4 separate regions of the Mus musculus genome follow, and all the other regions are linked to region 2. Evidence: chromatin loops called from intact Hi-C (ENCODE). Cell type or tissue: left cerebral cortex. All regions are shown on one strand. Each heading gives the region's core, and the rest is flanking DNA. Links, peaks and the distances in the headings are about the cores only.

Region 1 (4,661 bases), core at 356-4,355, 510 kb before region 2:
GTGGAAAGTGGATTTATCGAGGACATCAAGGGAGGAGTCTGACCCTGGACTCTCCCCAAAGGCCAGAGTCATAAAACAAAGCTGTAATTTCCCCAATTTCACAAACACAGCACCTTAACTCTGTCTGCTTTCCCGGTAATAGGGTGAATGACTGCACAGTCTTCTTAAAGGAGATAAACGAGCAGAGGCTGGGATGCACCTCTGTAGCAGAGTTAGGCTCTGAGTTCAATCCATGGTGATAAATGATCAAAGCAGGAGGGGTAAAAAAAAAAAAAAATCAAAGTGAGAAATTTGGAGGTCACTGTGAAAACCACTTCCTCGTTGTAAGAGGCAAATGTTTCTGAGAGAAGGTGACACCCTTAGGAACCTCAGTGCTGGAAGACAGACAATATCCCAACCTAACTGCAGTGGCCCAGCATCTACAGCAGGCATGCCCCTCCCACTGCGCTAGAGAAGAGGGGCTAAATAGAACTGAGCAGAGGCTGGCAGCTGCTCTTTAGAGCTCTGCTCCTAAAACAGGCTTCCTCTTGAATCAGTATAAGGCAGGGTACCTTCAAGGCCAGCCCCTGAACCATGATCCAAAAGGGAGAGATGCCACCAGAACAGGAGGCTGTGTAGAATGGGATCCTGAAAGCTCAAACATATAGGATGGGGGCAGATGGAAGTATCCTTCCACATGGAAAGCTCCTGCTTAGGAGAAGGAGAAACTGAGGCGAGCATGAAGCAGTTCTTGGCAGAGAGAGCCATCTCCTGAGATAACACATGTGAAGATGTAGTGTGTAAAGAGAAGTCCAGAGGAAAGCAAGAGGAGGCAAGGATATACCACACATAAGATACCTGAGGCTGCCTTGGAAATACAGCCCAGGGCTCATGGCTGAGGTTCTGAGCTCTCTGTTCTTGGGATCGGTGGATCTCTGCCAGGAGCCAGAGGAGAGAAGTGTACACAGACCACCCTCCTATCAGCTGTATACAGAACAAGAAATTATACAACTCATGAATGCATCACACCCCACCATGGCTTCCTAAGACTGCCGAGTGCTAACTCACATGGCTACAAAACAGGCTTGTGGTTTCAACATAGACAATCCAGTCCCACAGAGTTACAGACAAGGAAAGCCAGGAAGTCATATCAGGGAGGAACCTGGTAACTCAAAGAGGGGACAAGATGGCCACAGCCCGCTTCTCCATGAATTCATCACATCATATGAATACCTTGTCATTGAGCTTCATGTTAAGCCACCAAGAGCTTTAACTTTATAAGAAGGCCAGGAAGAAAGGTAGGTAACAAAGGAGGGATAGAAGAGAACAGAGAAAATGGGGAGGTAGGGAAGAGGCAACCTGGGTTGGGAACAGACAATGTGAAAGGCCACATCTCCCAAGGCCCTGCTGGCAGAGGTTTAAACAGGTTCACTGTGCTTGTGGACCCAGAAAGACTATGTACAGGTCAAGCAGAGTGCTGGAAGAAAGACAAAATCCCAACCTAACTGACAGTTAGTTGACTGTTCAAGGTGTAGTCAGGAGAGGGTATTCAAGAACAACGGATAAAACTTTATATAATTGATTTCGGAAGGTCCTCAACCAAAGTATATCAGCTATATAAAGGTTCAGGGGAAGTAGACACATACCAATCACTCAAGATGGTTATTCTCAGGAGAGAAAAACAGAGGGGGAGATTATGGGGTTAGCAATTCACAAAAATGATCCACCCCTTCATCCTCCCTGCATATTCCTGCAATCTGATTTTGGAACATTCCTCATCAAGACACACAATCTTTCTCTACCATATTACTACTGGCAAGTATACATGGCCCTACAAACGCAGCCACTGCCTATTTGACAACCAAGCTGGCATTTCCCTACCTTATCCATAACTAGGTAAAAGAGTGGTAAGTGTTTTCACCTTCTCAAATATCTTCTGAACAATAACAACCTTAGCAATGTCGATTAAATGCTTCATGTATGTACGCTATTAAGCGTTTCCCGTGCATCATGTCACATAAGCTTTGTCAGTCCCGGTAGCCCTTTGACAGAGGAGAATGTCAATTCACAGAAACTAAACAACTTGGCCAAGGTCATGGGGTGACAAAGCAGAGACTCCTGGACTTAAACCCCAACAATCCATCTCCACAGCCTACACTCCATCCACTGTGTCAGGATGTTCCAACATTGAAGCTAGAAAAAGGTTAAGTGACCCTGTTATGACTCCTGGTAAAAATGGCTTCTCTTCAAAGACTCCTAAACCATCTAGGAAATAGTGGTTCTAGAACTGTCCCAGGAATCACAATGAAGTGGGCAGACTGTACACTCCGGACACCTGGTTCTGTGATGGCTGCTGTCCATCTCCTCTTCTCCTCACTTCTGGATCTCTGCTGATTTCCAGGTTTCATCAAAATGACTGGCAGCAGATCCTTGCCAGAAGGTCTCTTTCCTCTCTATCCTGAGATGTGGGAGTTGTAGCCCACAAGGTCTGCGATCATCTAACAAAGAGACAGGTTCTTTTCCCTCTTCCTCGTCTGCTGTGGGTATCTATTTCTGATTAACTGTTAATTCTGTATTTTGTAGACCACCTCCCTATCTTTGACAGAGAGAATAGATAGGGGCAACCTCCCCTTTCTCTCTGTGTTCTGAGCCATAACATGGCCATCCCTAAGTTACAAAACTGCTAGGCATCCCCCCAAAATAACTCCCCCTCCTGGAGCTCACTGGAATCCCACCCAGGCCCGAAGTAACTGAAAATGAAGGGATATGATTGGCTGCCAATTACATCACTGTTCCACGGGCCTGATTAAAGTCTTAATTATTTGAATGCCACGTTCTTTCTACATCTAACTCCACAGACAAATAACCACAAAGGGGACAGCACAGGGTGACAGTGGTAATAAACCACAGTTCCTGGCTCAGGTAGGACAGAGGAACCATTTGCTGGAGACATCTATCATTAAGAACAATCCAGTTACCAGGTGGGGACATACAGCTCTCTATATTAAATTAGAGGAATGATTCAAAGGGGACCAGTTTCAGCTGACAAGAGCAAAAAGAAAATCAATTTCAGGTTGCCAGGACAACTAGACTTTTCCTGCAAGAATAAATCTGATCCAGCCCTAAAATCTGACAACTAAATGTTCCCTCGCATTACATCACATCCCTAAAACGTATGTCGAACCAGTGAGATAATCAAGACTGCTAATGACTTTCTACAACAGTCATAAGATACAGAATTGCTAGCTCTGGGCTGCCTGGCTCCTCTCTCGGGTTTAACCATGACCAGGGCAGTGTGCTTCTTAAAACAAAGCTAAGGTTCCTCACTGTCAGACCATGGATGTGGAAAAAGCAAGGCCGGCATTTCTGTAACACGAGGAAGGAGTCTGGTGGCCTAGACCTATACCCACCTCCTCCCTCTATCACCTATGGACCGACTACACAAGAGCCACAGAGGAAGAATTCAAAGTCGCTCAATCGCACCTAACACAGTCCTAGCCCTGAAGTGACTGTGGAGGAAGCCGTTGTTTTAGCAGTGAGTGTGAGACATAGGTCAGCAAAGCGATGTTCACACTCAATGAGCCAGTCACCAGTAGAGGCAGGCTTGTTATCTGGCTCCTGCTGACAGCTCCCATACCAGTTCCTCAAATAGCTCTCAAGTCATTCCATCTCTGCCTCAGAGACTCTGGGAGCCAAAGTTAAGTCCATTTGATCTCCTACTAATCCACAGAAGACAGTGACCCCAAATGGCCTTATCCCAGGAGGTCAGAGTCCTGGACCCAGATCCAATAATATCTGATGAGATACGCCTCCTCTACGCATTTACATTCTCGGAAGGCTGAATATCAACTTATCTCTGGGGGCTATTAAAAACAAGAGCGGCTAATAAATCACTGGAAAGCACTTTGCAAATATAAAGTAATACAAAAATGCTAAGCACCAATACCATAAGTGCCTGAGACTGAGGCTGTTCCCTAGAGAGTGGGATTTCACAGGGGCCAGGCAGGCTGTACTACACAGCCACCATCAGCAGACACCAGCAGAAGCGCCTATTCTCAGGCTGCTCCCAAATGCTCAAAAGCATCTCTAAACTCTACTGTAACATAATGTATTATAAAGAACATATAAAAAGAAAACACCAAGGGGAGATCGTACATTGTACCTGATCCTAGACAGGAAAGCAAATATCAGGCTGTCCCCGGCCTGTGATAAACCAAGTAGACCATGAAAAATAATGAACTCATTAGAAGGTGTTTTGCAGCAAATTTACCCTTGACAGCCAATCCAGGATCTAAAGAGGCAGAGTCTGAATACTGCACACATGGGAGGTCTCCAGCTCCAGGAGCCATGGGAGGAAGATGTAAAAACAGAGTACTCCTTCCAGACAGTCACAGAGGTCTCAGTGACAACTTTCTCCAGGTGGAAAGAGAGTAAGAAGAAAGCAAGGGGAACGGAGTGTAATGAAAAGCTGCCAGGGAGAGTTCATTCTATATCTGACCCTATCATGACAACCGCCAGAACCTTGTTTATCTGTCCATAACTTACCACTCGATACAAATAGCATACCTACTGCCCACACTGGTTTTCACCATCGTAAGAAGTTGAGCTGTAAGAAGCAACCTCACTGCCTGGTACACACTGTGTATGTGCAATCAGTGAGAGGAATCATGCTAACACAAATG
Region 2 (4,661 bases), core at 326-4,325:
CCGCTTTTCCTCCTGCTAAGGTTTCATAGGAAGTGAAAACCCTGCTATTCAAAACAGTGCTGGAACGCAAAAAGCCAAATGATTGCGTGTTCCCATCCTGACACTTCTCTATTTTAAAACCCAGATAGTCATTGCCATTTAAATTAATGAGCAGAGCATGGGCAATTGGTACTGTGGTGAAAAAAGCCTGTAAGCCAGGCTGGAAAGGTTTGCTAAAGAGGGGCAGATGATGATGGTGGTGAAGAAGAGGAAGAGGAGGAAGAGGAGGAGGAGGGAGGAAGAGAAAGGAGAAGGAGAAAGTGGAGAAGGAGGGAGGGAGGAGGAAAGGAAGGAGGGAGAAGGAGGAGGAGGAGAGAAGAAGAAGAAGAAGAAGAAGAAGAAGAAGAAGAAGAAGAAGAAGAAGAAGAAGAAGAAGAAGAAGAAGAAGAAGAAGAAGAAGAAAACGACGACGACGACAAAGAAGAGGAATGGACGAATGAGCCTGCTTTGAGCAAGAGGAGAAACTGAAATGAGATCTCCTCCTCAGGAGGTGACAGCACAGCTGCCAGTAGGCTCAGGTCTGCCCCCCTGTACCAGTGTTTCAGTATTTTTTTTCTCCGTTTCCTGCTCGTCCCTCAATCTATCAGAAAATCCACTAACCTATCCTGTGGCTGGGGATAATATACAGAGAGTTTTTATAGAATGTTGTTTCTTTGTTTTTCAAAGATGAAGTCTAATGTAGCCCAGGTGGCCTTCAAATCACCATGAAGCCAAGGAAGACCTTGGACAACCAATCCTTTTCCTCCAGCTTTCACATATATGTCTGGCTTGTGTAGAGCCCTTCCAAAGGAAGGTCTTGAAAGAGAATAAAGAGGTATGCTTTTCAATAGAACTGTCAATGTTTACAGCTCAGACCCTTCATATAGCCACACAAATTCTTCACAAATCCAAATGGCCCCAGCTCCTATAAGCATAGCCTGGAGTCAGTTCTCAGAACCAGCTACTGTTTACACAGGGCCTCATGCAGCCTTGCTGTCCTCCATTCTGCAAGCACAGGATACACACCCCTGAAGGCCAGATTGTCAGGTCAGCCCGATCTTCAGAATTGACCACGGGCATCAAATCACATGGATTCGTTTTGAGCTGTGACTCTAGGTTGGCTCACGAGGGACAGTCTAGTCTTTGCGAAGACAGAGCCTGGAGGGGTGATTATCAATCAGTAAGGCTCCTCGTTCTAGAATCTACAGTGCTGAATTGTGGGAACGGTCTTGGGTGTGAATTGTGTTCCATCCCTTCAACAATGTAATATTAGTACCGAGTTATTTTATTTTGTAATAGAGCTTATATTTACCCAGCAGCCGTGATCAAGGATCTTTCCTAAGCTCAGTCCACGGGGCAAGGAAGTTGGCCGAGTCCCCGATCCTGAGTATTAGCAACCAGGAATCATTAACTCATGGCATTAGCTGATCCACGTTTTTCTCAAGTCTGCAGAAATAATTCATAAAACCCCAGGGCATGGGATCACTCCTGTGGGCTCCTTAAGGATGATTTAAAGGACTCTGAATATATTCCGGTCATTTCTTTATCCCAATAATAATAGCACTGTAGAATTCAAGGGCCTTACATAGCTAGAAGTGATGAGGTAAGACCCATAAAGAGAGAAGAAAGGACATGCAGGAAGAGATTGCATTGGTATAAAACTCTATTAAGTCACTTTCTCTGGAACCGAAGAAACTGAAAGGTGAGCGCATAATTTTCTTCAACATCCATTCAGTTGAGAGAAAAGAGGCTCATCTAAAAGCAGGTGCCTCCTTCCGTTTTGGTTATTTTCTTCCAACATACACACTTTGACTTGGGGGGTGGGGTGGGAAGAGAGAGAGAGAAGGGGGAAAAAATCAAAACACAACAACAAAAATCCCACCACAGTAACACAAACTCTGGCACATGGTCCCAGGAAGGATAAGAGGTCCTAGTGCTGGGTTAATAAAGCAGGGCTGGTGAGCTGTTGCTCTGAGAAACTTTTCAGAGAATCAAAGGGTTTGAGGTATGAGAAGGGTAAATTCCTTCCCAGCCCCCACTCTGGCTGGCTCTACCGCCCGAGGGAGCACATTTCCCTTTGCTCTGCAGCGCCCCCATGGGGATAAAAGTGGAATAGCAAAGGGAACACAAGACCGACAGTCTCTCTCTGTCTCTCTCTCCCTCTCTCTCTAACTCTGTGTGTGTTTGTGTGTGTGTGTGTTTTGAAGACTTGGTGGTGGGAGTCAAGGGATAAGACACAAGGTCACTCTGAGAAGAAAAATAACCAAAATCACCATAAAAGTAATTCTATTTATGAAGACAACAATACAACAAAACCATACACCTGCGTTCCAAAGCTAAATTGCATCTAAGAAATTTGAAGTACTTAATGCTCAGAAAAGGTAGTAATCAGACAGCTAGCTACACAAAGAAATTCACTTCAGCAAAATTAGGGTGTCATTTTGGTCCAGTGGGATTAACTTAATACTCTAAAATGAGAGGGAAGGGGACTCTAAGACACAAAAACCCAAAGCAGCCACCCTGCTTCCGGGCAGTGTGGATCAATTTGACAAAGTCACCGTGTCTTTGGAAGTAAAATGTTCATTTTCCCAACAGTGATAGGATTAGGCCTATGTGTATTCCTCAAAAATCCTTCACAAGACAGGCTTTTCCACCGAGACTGCAGTAATCCATCTGCCAATACGTATTAAAGCATTCAGATTTCTCAGGGACAGACAACGGATTTTCTAAGTTCCAACCCTCACAGAAAACAACCAGCTCCTTCCTCGACTCCCCCAGTTCTAAAACCTGTGACATCATCTTTTGAAGTGGTGGTACTCCAACAACAGCACAGCAAAAACTTCTCATAGGACCAGTCCTCTGTACCCCACAAGCCAGCAGTCTTCCAGAACTCTGCTTGCATCTCTATTTTTAAGCCCACGTTTAGGGTTGTGGTCCACAAGTATTCATTAGAAATTAATATGTGGAGATATTTTGCGAATGCTTGAAAACCCCTCTGTGATTTAACGAGCCACTTGAAGGACTTTCACAGCTAAAGCCCAGAACAGCCTGACCTTTGAAAGAGTCTTTTGCTCCAAACACTTTGAGTTCATTCTAGTTCTTAAGGAATCTGAATATTATTTAGCTCACACCCTTCTTGCAAGAGACAGACATAAAAGAAACAAGAGTCTCACTCATCCAGGGATGAGTAGGAGGGCAAAAACCCCGACCAACATTTAAATAAGGAAACTGCAGCTATGAACACATAACCCAGGGCCCACCGTGAAAGGAGTCTGCCCTGTATTCACCTTTTAAAATAAAGGAAGAAAGAAGGGAAAGAAAGATTCCGCTCCTCTCCTCCCCTCAGCTCTGCTCCAAAGCCTAGAGGACCCGGCTGCGAGCAGTGCGCCTAGTGTAGCACAGCCTGTACTCAATACGCGCAGTATCTGTGATCCTGGCAGCCAGGCCTTTAGAATTCCCTCAGGCTGATCCCTTCAACACATACTGAAGAGATTTTTTTTCCTTTCTCCCGACGACCTTGAAACGAACCCAGTGGGGGTTTAAAAAAAAGGGTGGGGGGAATGTTCAAGACCTTAAGAAAATAGCAAAATACAAACATGTATTTGGCTTCACAGAATGTTGTAACAGGCAAACATTACACGTACCCACACACACATTTCTAGCATCAAGAAATTTCCTGAGAGTCAACAGTAACAGAGTAAACCCACCACTCGCTGTCCTGGAAAGAAACAAACCAAACCAATCCAAATCCTTTTACATCTCTTTCAAGTGCAGGAAAGCTTCAGCAAAAGTCCAAGAGGAAAAGGAAATTGTACCAAGGGCGGCTGGGGGGCGGGCGGGGGGGGCGGGCGGGGAGCGGTGGTGGTGTTGGAGGTTGGGGCTGTCATATGTGGCCAAAAATGTAAGCTTCTGTCAATGGTATTAGGTTGAAATATTGCACCTTTAGAGAGAGAGAGAGATAGAGAGAGAGAGAGAGAGAAAGCGAGAACGCAGGGAGACAATAAAACCAACGAATGACAGTCCCGACGATTTACATAACACCACAAACTTGCAAAAGGCAAAAATCAGAAGCGGAAAAAAAACCCCACCTAAATCATTAAAATACAACAGGAGCATCCCAAGCCACCATCCCCAAAGGACCCCCCCCCCGCCCCAACATAATTGTCCCAAATAAAAAGAAAACAAATGAACCCACCGAAAACTGCTTGGCAAATATTTTTCTCGTGGTGCCTAATACTCTAGCTGGAAGGAGCTGTGGTATTTATTGTTTTCTCCCTCCCTCGTCTCTCTAAACCTGCCTCTAACACACTTGTTCTAACGGCTCAACTCTCTCGCTCCCTTTTGTGTATTTAGCTCGAGGAGCCGAGTTTATGGGTAGGAGAGGAAGAATTAGCCCCAGACCCCGGGAAAGCAAAGCGCACTCTCCCTCTTATGTCACCGAATAGCAAATTAGTTCTCAGAATTCCAGAGGCCGAGCTTTGCTACAGCGAAGACGCCGACGTCACGGAGCCCACGTGACGGCGGCGGAGCGGGCGGTTCCATCGGTGGCCCGGGGCAGGGAGGGTCGCCTTGTAGCCGCGCGCGCCCGCCTCGGGACCCCCGGTGTTCCGGGCGGCGGTGCTGCGGGAACCACGATCCGCACT
Region 3 (4,661 bases), core at 381-4,380, 220 kb before region 2:
CAATGCATGCTCTGGGCCCCCTCTGCTCTATATATTTTTGCATGTAGTAAATTTTTGTACAATTTACAAGGAAACCTATGAGAGTATCTTCATAATTTCTTTCTTTTTAATATGGGGAAATTGAGACTAGTTAACTTATAAATTATCCCCAATCGAAAAGTGAATGAGTAAGTCAGGATTTGAATCCATCTATATATTTGTATGTATGTATTATTTTCCTCCAAAGCCATCTCTTTTGTTATGCTTTATTCCTGACTCCTAGGCAAGTGTTGTTTTCTCTCAAAATGATACACATCTGTACACAGGCAAATAGTGTTTCTTTTCTTATATGTGAGAAATGTGCTCACCTACATTTAATGCTGAAATGTGGAACATTTGTCTTTAAATATATAAAGTATTCACATACAGCTTAAAGCTGTGGTGATCTCTTTCACATAATATGCATCTACTAACTGTTGGATTTTAGTTGTTCTTTTTTATTTGAAAGGCTACTGTTTCTTAGAGATAGAAACAGTATAGGCTATAATTGTGGTGTCCACTAGCCTTTAATTCCTATGAATCTTATATGTTTACATTGTACCTGCACTCTTGAGGCACATTTGCAAGCCCTGTCTTAATGCATCTTGTTAGAACTAGAAAGGATGTTGTAGGCAAAGTCCTCAGTGCAATCCTATAAATAAGAAAAGCGAGGGCCAGAGAAGATCATAGTGAAGAACTAAGCTCAGGTCTTCCTACTGCAGAAGCCGTTCAGTGAGGGGCAGGCTGATGCTAGCACATGAGAGACTAGAGCCATTAACGCTGCTAACACACGCTTCTCTTTGAAAGCTGTTGTGTGATGTGTAGAACTATGTATAGGTCTGCAGACAGACAGGCTGAGGCGTGCACGTGTGTGTATGTGGGGGGGGGGATTCTAGTAGAGGGAGGGGACAGGAGAGAGAGACAGGGAGACAGGGAGAGACAGAGACAGAGAGGGAGTGAGAGAGACAGAAAAAGACACACACACACACACACAGAGCAAGAGAGCGAAAGAGCGCTTGTGGGTGGCACCTCAAGGTGTGGGTGGTACTGGAAGGGAAGGGATGGTTGTGGAACGGTGACCTAGAAGAGGTGAGACTCTGTGGGTGGCTTTCTTTGCGCAGATGTATCACCCTCTGCCTGTCTGAAGGCTGTGGCAATCCTTGGGTGAGTGCCTTCAAAAGAGCACCCAGTGGGTAGAGGACAGCCATGACTATGCCGATAGCAGGGCTAGGGTCCTGTTCTAAGGTGGCCTGCCTGACTCTGGACACTGATTTTTGAGCAGTTTGGTGACTTCAACCAGAGTTTCTGAGAGCAGCTATTTTGCTGTGGAGGTGGACCCACAACCCTTCCTTGGGAATATCAACCCAGCAGTATCCCCTGCTGAGTAATGAGGCAGGAGTGTGACCTGTCTGTTTGAAGAACAATACAGCAGGAGATCTGAGACTGCGATGCTTGTGTGCTGTTTAGATCACACATCTGTGCTATGGACAGAACACTGGGGAACATAGAACATCAGGACCATAGGGGAAAACAGGCCCTATGACTTCACAATGGCCTTTGATAGTTCACATTTTCAGCAAGTATTTGTTGAGTGGGTTTTCAAGGACCTCTCGGTCCATGGGAAAGAAAGGCATAATCGAGCCAGCACAACAGGGTGCCCATGGGAGAGACAATTTGGGTGAAATGTAGAAGATGGGGAATTTTGGCTGAGAAGCACACACCTGAGAGGAGTGGTGTCTTGGAAGATTCAGAAGTGGGAAGGGTGTAGTGTGGTATGGGACTCGGAGGGCTGGCTGGACTCTAGGGTGTGTCACTGTATGTATGAGTTTGTGGGGTGGGGTCAGCAGGCCAAACCAGCAGGCAGGGAGGTGCTGGATTATGTAAAGCCTGAATCTGGACCATCCTGTGAGAACTGGAGGAGGCCAACTGAAGCATGGCAAGATTATAAATGAAATTTGAATGTATTGTTTCATGTGTGATCTGAAAAACAGTCAGAGGGGAGACCAGGAGGCAGGGAGATAAGTGAGAAGAGGGGAGAAACAGCCATAAGGGACGATGATGGCAACGTGTCTATATTAGCTGCAGAGGGGGAGGACAAGAGAAAAGATATGAGAAATCCTGGCACTAGTGTTCGTCTGGACATCAGAGTGACCTAGAACACAGGAAGATGATGGCTTCATCACATGGTTTCTAGCTTGGGTGACTAGTTAGGTGACTAGGTGGCACAGTTAACCAGCAGAGGAGCTGAATGTGGATAGTTGACCAGGTACCTTGTGCTCATGTGCTGCTTGCACAATGCTCAGGGATGTCAAAGTGTAGCCATGGGGGAAAGAGACAGCCTGGAGCCTAGCAGATACACACTGCTTGGGGGTACAGGATGTACTTAAAAATCCAGTCCATCCGCAGTGTCCAATACCTATCTAACTGACCCCAGAGAACAGAGGATGCTTAGCATTGGTACAGAGAGGCATATAGGAAGTACACTATGAAGTGAGGCAGACCACACAAGGAAACACCCAGGCCCCTGTCTGTCTGTGTGGTATCAGAGCCACAATAGGTACCAGATCAGATCTCTTTGTGTTGGAGCTTGTTGCGAGATACAGTGTGCACTCATTTCCTCTTCGCCCCCACCTGCTTCCCACTATCGGTACCTCCTCGCCTTAGTCACCGAACTGAGTCATCTTAGAGGCGATTCTGGCCACCTTTCCATCCATCAGGGTGCACGGTTTGAGAAGGAGTGGCAGGGCATAGGTTTTATCATATGATGGCTGACTGGGAGCATGAAAAAACGGTCTCTACTCTGGGTTCTAATCCACATATTGCCTTTGGATTCTCAGAAGTTGGTGTCCATGATTCTTGGACAATAAGAGAGGAAAAATGTGATGGAGATCGAATCTGTTTTGTGGGCTCAGCAAATGCAGAACTTGTCGACATCGGCTCCCATTCATACTGGCCATATAGGCAGTGGTATTATCCTCAGTGGGGTTAATTAAGCCTTTCCTCAAGACTACACGTATGTATAGCTGTTATCGTTCAAAGACCAAAGTGGTGTATAATATTTCTTTGCCTCCTTATATCCCAACCAGGGGAGAATGGTTTTCAAGCTAAATCATGATGAGTACCTACTAAGTGCAGCACCAACTACTGGGTTAGAGGGGTTTCTGTAGGACTTGAATTCTTAAAAAGCTCAAGCATCCCTTAAGGGATCCCCCTTTCCTTCAATACTGTCTGAGCCTCATCTTTAAGGGGAGTCTCCATGGAAGGTGTTTAGGTAGGTGGCCAGAGAAGAAGCTAATACTGGCTATAGGATGCTACTGAAAGACAGAATGGGTACTGAATGCTCAGTGAAAAGTTCAAGGGAGATATCTCAGTTTTTTTAGATACATCTTGCAGTGTGAAGCTTTTGTAAACAATGGAATCTGGGGCAGGAAACTACGGTCATAAAAACTAAATGCATTGAAATGGAGGACTGTGGGACATGTCAACTGCCAGGTTAGACATGAAGGGCAGCAGGACAGTTGATAAGTGATTGAAAGAGGCTTTTAAGGCACTGCTAACAAGAGATGAATTGCTACAGTTTTGAATACTTGTTCTTCAGACACGTAGTCAGTTATCGGTTGTATGTATTCTTGGTTCCAGATGTTAGCTAGGCTTTGTTGAGGGGGTGGCTAAACAGCGAGAAGGGGTCTTGAAATGGTTTTGAAAATGTGAATACCATGAAAAGTGGTGGGTAAGTCCATGGAATAGGTGGCTGGTATTTTTAAGAAAGGGAGGTGGTGGAAAAGACCCTTTGAAGGATTAGTGTTAAGGCTGAATCTGAAATGTAACTAGGTGTGTGTGTGTGTGTGTGTGTGTGTGTGTGTTGAGAGAGTAGTGGACACAGGGAAGAGCAGCACAGAATAATGTTTCAGAATGATGACCTTAACAAAAGGAGTCAGATGATAAGTAAGCCAGAGAACTAACAGGACAGAATGGTCTGGAAGCCAGCCACACTTTCCCCACTCCCTTGGACTCAGTTGTTGGGTCATGCCCTTGAGTTCATCCTAAGAAGCAACTGCTGAAGCCCTGGTCTTTGGTTTTACATCGTTTTTCATTCTTGGGTTTTGTTTTTGTTTTTTGTTTTTTGTTTTTTGTTTTTTGTTTTTTGTTTGGACCTTCATGCATCAGCGTCTTCTCCTGGAGTAAAATAGAACACATGCCCCGGTAACGAGCCTGGCACAAATAAAAAATGACTACATACAAATTGCACATAGACACAAGACACCAAGCACTGGAGTGTTGATGTTGAAAGGGGTGTTGTAGCTTTAACTGACCATGTCTATGCACACACAGAACCCAGGAGTTGAAACTGTCTCTAGTGGACATGTGTGGCATTTCATTTCCATGCCTACATATATCTAAAAGAAAAACAGGCTTTGGATAGAAGAGAAAATTACCTCCATTTATCTTCATTTCTAGGCACTGCCTTCCAAGGGGTTCAAACAGTCTTCAGCATGGAGCCAAAGTACATCATATACAAGGATCAGTGTTCAAGATGGGATGTAAGTCTAGAATTCTGCACTCTTAAGTGACACTTTTGAAGAGAGCTAACCCAAGCCAGGGCTTTCCCCTTTGTTATGCAGGAACCGAAGAACACGTTAGGT
Region 4 (4,661 bases), core at 197-4,196, 340 kb before region 2:
TGTGGTCCTAGTGCCCCAGTTACTGAGGGAAAGAATGTTTGGCTAGATATCCTATAGATTCATCACCTATAGATCTTGTTTCAGAGCAAGGAGTTTATCGATCATTTTGGTATCCTAAAGACTCTTCGAGTTGTAAGTTAGGCCCCTATTCTGAACATCTGAAACATGAAGACTCCAGAGTGCAACACTTTTGAGTGTAAGTAAAATGTCACAAGTAGAAAATCTCATATTCTACTTCATATATAGAGTCACAATCAAAACACAAGTTCAGTAGAGATATTTTATAAAATTACCTTCTAGACGTATATAAAGGAAAAGTAAAAAATATAAAATGTGTGTTTAGTTTTGGGTTGTAGCTCCAGGACATCTCATTATGTACATTCAAATATACCAAAATCTAAAAGGAAGTCAACATGTATTTTGGATAAAGGATATTGAACCCATATAATGGTACAGATAGTCAAGATAGGTTGACTTTCATCCAGATGATATAATCAATACTCAGCTTGCTGGAATAGTGGAACCTGAGTTCTAGCTTCCTTTCCAGCAACATATCTCAACCTATGGGTTGTGACCCCTTTGGGGTTTGAATGACTGAATATAGTGATCACAATATCAGATTCCTGCATACACGATTTTACATTATGATTCATAACAGTAGAAATAGAATAGTTTTATGGCTGGGGTTACTACGGTATGAAGAGCTGCATTGAAGTGTTGAGAAGGGTGAGACTTGTTGCTTTATGGGAGCTTATAGCATTTTTTAAAAAAAGCACTAACTTAATTATAAAAGCTTATTTATGCCTATAATCTTAGCATTTAGACTAAAGGCAGAAGTATTGCCATGAGTTTTGGACTAGCATGGACTACTAGGGTACAGTAACACCTTTTAGCTTAACTCTTACCTAAAATGCTCTGTCCTTCCATGGCAGAGAGCTTGCTTATGTGTTAATGGCTTGGTTCTGATCACCTACACTATAACAACAACAACAACGACGAAACTCAACAAACACTGTACCCAAACAACAGATAATGATAATTAAAAAGATGGAGGCCCTTAGTCATGGACTTCACTGGAAGACTAGCGTGACAGCATGGGAAAGAACAGGATCAGATCCATACACAGTGCAACACTCAGGAGTAGAACCTCACTGGGGAGTGTGACTTTGTCTGAGGGCCAAATTCATCCAACCCAGCGCCTGTTTTTGTACCTTTTATGTGATGACTCTTCAGTCATTAGGGGACTTTTTGACATGAGTGGCTCAGGCAGATCCTGTACATTCTGTTCCCTGTTTCCTGCCACTCCCTACCATCTCATGCCTGGTTAGGAATTTCCCCTGACTGTCCTTTAGATGAATCCCTTGTCCAACCCTTGGTTGGGTCCAGTCCTACATTGGATCAGAGAGAGGAACTGTTTTCCACATTACTGCTTTGTGCAAATTTCAGTGAGATACACCATTAGACTTTGAATCATACAGGGATCTAACATCCAAGAACGCACAGTCCACTCAGGAGGGTGACATGCACGTAAAATGGCCAGAATATTCTGTGCCTGGGTGATTACCAAACAGCTGTACAGAGGGACTGGCGTACAAGCTTCTGACCCCTGTGTCTGTGGCTCCTGCCCCTGGAACACTGTAGGAATGAGAGAAGATGAGGCAAACTGGAATGCCGGAGGTGCAGCTCATTAACTTGTCCTCATGGGGGATATTAACAGTGACACTGTTGCTGAGTGACACTCAGCAAGTTGTTACAATGTTTCCTCTTGGAATCTCTGTTTCTGCCACACTAAACTGGGAGTAATATTAGGTGGTAACTGGGTTATTGCAATGTTTAAAAAAGTACATATGAGAAAAAAAATTCATGTCTCTTCATTTAGAAGAGACATACAACTCATGTTAACTCAAATCTTGCTTTGCAGAAGCAACAATAGAATCCTTTGCATCATGTGTTGGCCTACCTCTCTTAGAAAACTCAACGTAGGGTCAGGGTCAGTCCTGGTCCCTGTCCAGCCATCAGTTAGTTGCTCAGAACATTTTGTGCCGGCTGCAGGCCTGGCCATGTGACCTCTTGTCTTTCTTGGCCGTTCTCCTTGGCAAGACCTGAATAGCTAGAGGCACCCTCTACAATACTGAGGCCTTTTCCCAGAGAGCCCAATGGGGAGAATGTTCCATGTTTCAGAACTGGACCCTCTTCTGGAGCCAGCTCTACTGAAGATACAGAGGACGGAATTGTTTTGTGTTCTTCAGGTCTCCTCCCACTGCGCTGGTGGCCACTGAAGCCATGCTTTTCCATAATAAGTGAACTGCTTGCAAGTGTCATACTTGACAACATAAGTGGACACAGGAGCACAGTTTTGAAAGTTAGGAAGAAGGCGTCTCGTGCATCATTTGTCTCATTCCAGTGTGAGGAGCGGGTGTGGCGGCAGTCCCAAAGGCGCCAGGGACTGCAGCTAAGTCGTATGATTTGCACCTGACTTCCTCATATAAGCCACAAACATCTTGAGAGCTGCGCAGGTGTACCAGGATACCGGTGAATCCATTTTGATGGAGATATGCCCCTGCTGCCCTGATTAGCTGAAGCTGTATGCCTGGTGAGGTGGCGTGGCCTGCTATGCGTGGATGGGAACTGAGAGTATAAAAGAGTGAGAGGCCCAGGGTTCGGGGGAGATATAAACAAGGGAGATATAAACAAGGAGAAACAGGACTGAATAAACGTGTGCAGAAGGATCCTGTTGCAGCGTCGTTCTTCCTGGCCAGTTGGGTGCGCGCAAGATTCCAGTGCCTTACAGTGACCGAAACGAAGTCTCAAAGGGACAAACTGCCTTCCAGGCCTGGCTTCTGCTCCGATCCCATGCTGCCTTTTTGTGTAAGCGGAGAAACATTAAGCATGTTTGTGTGCAGAGACTCCCTATTGCATCACTACAGATGCCACTCAAGAAATGTGTGGAAATTTCAGGAGATGGGATCTGCACCTGTGCGATGAGAAGCCCAGACACCTGGAGTTGGGGGAGGCGGGATGGGTACAGTCTTTTCTGGGACTTGCTTTCTCAGTTACTCTTCCTTTATATTGACTCAATTCTAAAACCCTCTCCTCCCAGGACTTTAGAAGATTTTTAGAGCAAAGGCCCTTCAGTAGGAAAGCAGAAAAGTTCTCACTAAAAACTGAAGAAATCACGCTGATTGGGCTTCTTGTGTCATGTGCCCTCCTGTGAGCCAATCACAGAGTTGGACACTATGCCAAGCTAATTATGTAAACCTAGGCTACTTACTCCATGTGAGGGAAAGGGGAGGAGCCCATCCAGACCATGTGGGCCATGTGTGGAATGTAATTAGGAAAAGACTGTATGGCTTTGTGGTCAAAAACTAAACTTATTCTTTGGTATTTATAGTATTTGGGTCTATCAAATCTTCCGTGCCGCCAATTTCAGATTTTCTTTGCTTTCTAACATTGTAAATGTGACAACAGAAATATACTGAGAAGAGCCCTCTCATGGTTGAAGTAAGATGCCTGGGATAATGGGATGGATCTCTGGATATGGCAGTCTCTAGATGGTCCATCCTTTTGTCTCAGCTCCAAACTTTGTCTCTGTAATTCCTTCCATGGGTGATTGTTTCCAATTCTAAGAAGGGGCAAAGTGTCCACACTTTGGTCTTCGTTCTTCTTCAGTTTCATGCGTTTTGCAAATTGTATCTTATATCTTGGGTATACTAAGTTTCTGAGCTAATATGCACTTATCAGTGAGTACATATCATTTGAGTTCTTTTGTGATTGTGTTACCTCACTCAGGATGATGCCCTCCAGGTCCATCCATTTGCCTAGGAATTTCATAAATTCATTCTTTTTAATAGCTGAGTAGTATTCCATTGTGTAAATGTACCACATTTTTTGTATCCATTCCTCTGTTGAGGGGCATCTGGGTTCTTTCCAGCTTCTGGCTATTATAAATAAGGCTGCTATGAACGATGACACCATTGCATACACTAGCAAGATTTTTCTGAAAGGACCCTGATATAGCTGTCTCTTGTGAGACTAGGCCGGGGCCTAGCAAACACAGAAGTAGATACTCACAGTCAGCTATTGGATGGAGCACAGGGCCCCCAATGGAAGAGCTAGAGAAAGTATCCAAGGAGCTAAAGAGATCTGCAACCCTGTAGGTGCAACAACATTATGAACTAACCAGTACCCCGGAGCTCTTGACTCTAGCTGCATATGTATCAAAAGATGGCCTAGTAGGCCATCACTGGAAAGAGAGGCCCATTGGACATGCAAATTTTATATGCCCCAGTACAGGGGAATGCCAGGGCCAAAAAATGGGAATGGGTGGGTAGGGAAGTGGGGGGGGGGGCATGGGGGACTTTTGGGATAGCATTCTAAATGTAATTGAGGAAAATACGTAATAATAAAAAATATTTAAAAAAAAATGCCTGGGATAAGATAACATATCCCACTGCTATTGACTGCCATACACAATTGTTGAACTACGTTTTAGAAAGCTGTACATGATGGTATATATCTATAATCTGAACTCTCACAAGAATGAAGCAGGAGGATTACTGCAAGTTCAAGGCTAGCCTAAGATGAATAGTATTGGGCTAGATATAGCTACATAGCAAGACTGACTAAAAAAAAAAGTATATATATGGTTAGACACATGTATA

Evidence for each region. Hi-C counts contacts between places; a loop is a spot of excess contacts. Peaks named below come from ENCODE experiments on the same cell type or tissue, not always from the same donor. Only the 100,000 strongest peaks of a DNase experiment are listed, where the experiment ranks them.
Region 1: a loop joins it to region 2, with 5 times the contacts of the local background. A loop is called at or near these places in 12 of 42 quality-filtered maps.
Region 3: it touches region 2 in a loop (2.7-fold over the local background); 3 of 42 quality-filtered maps call a loop at or near these places.
Region 4: a loop joins it to region 2, with 3 times the contacts of the local background. A loop is called at or near these places in 9 of 42 quality-filtered maps.

Annotation. Positions count from the first base shown.
Region 1 is chr16:24,500,711-24,505,371 of GRCm38, reverse strand. The region is part of intron 3 of Lpp (LIM domain containing preferred translocation partner in lipoma); the gene reads right to left. Among named protein-coding and RNA genes, the nearest start is that of Gm24440, 97 kb to the right of the region's middle. In left cerebral cortex, for the core only: a CTCF peak has its summit at 2,702 (motif pointing left); no DNase peak of the experiment used is centred there.
Region 2 is chr16:23,988,781-23,993,441 of GRCm38, reverse strand. Gm31527 (a long non-coding RNA gene) reads right to left here. Exons shown (of 2, transcript XR_384770.3): 1 at 4,214-4,661. It overlaps Bcl6 (B cell leukemia/lymphoma 6), which reads left to right and starts at 4,590. Exons shown (of 10, transcript NM_009744.4): 1 at 4,590-4,661. In left cerebral cortex, for the core only: a CTCF peak has its summit at 2,112; DNase peaks (open chromatin) are centred at 2,097 and 3,451; H3K4me3 peaks cover 2,077 bases; H3K27ac peaks cover 2,087 bases.
Region 3 is chr16:24,213,484-24,218,144 of GRCm38, reverse strand. All of the region lies in intron 1 of Gm31814 (a long non-coding RNA gene), which reads left to right. Among named protein-coding and RNA genes, the nearest start is that of Gm31814, 47 kb to the left of the region's middle. In left cerebral cortex, for the core only: a CTCF peak has its summit at 4,379; DNase peaks (open chromatin) are centred at 1,102 and 2,662.
Region 4 is chr16:24,323,660-24,328,320 of GRCm38, reverse strand. No RefSeq gene overlaps it. Among named protein-coding and RNA genes, the nearest start is that of Gm38456, 30 kb to the right of the region's middle. In left cerebral cortex, for the core only: no CTCF peak of the experiment used is centred there; a DNase peak (open chromatin) is centred at 2,116.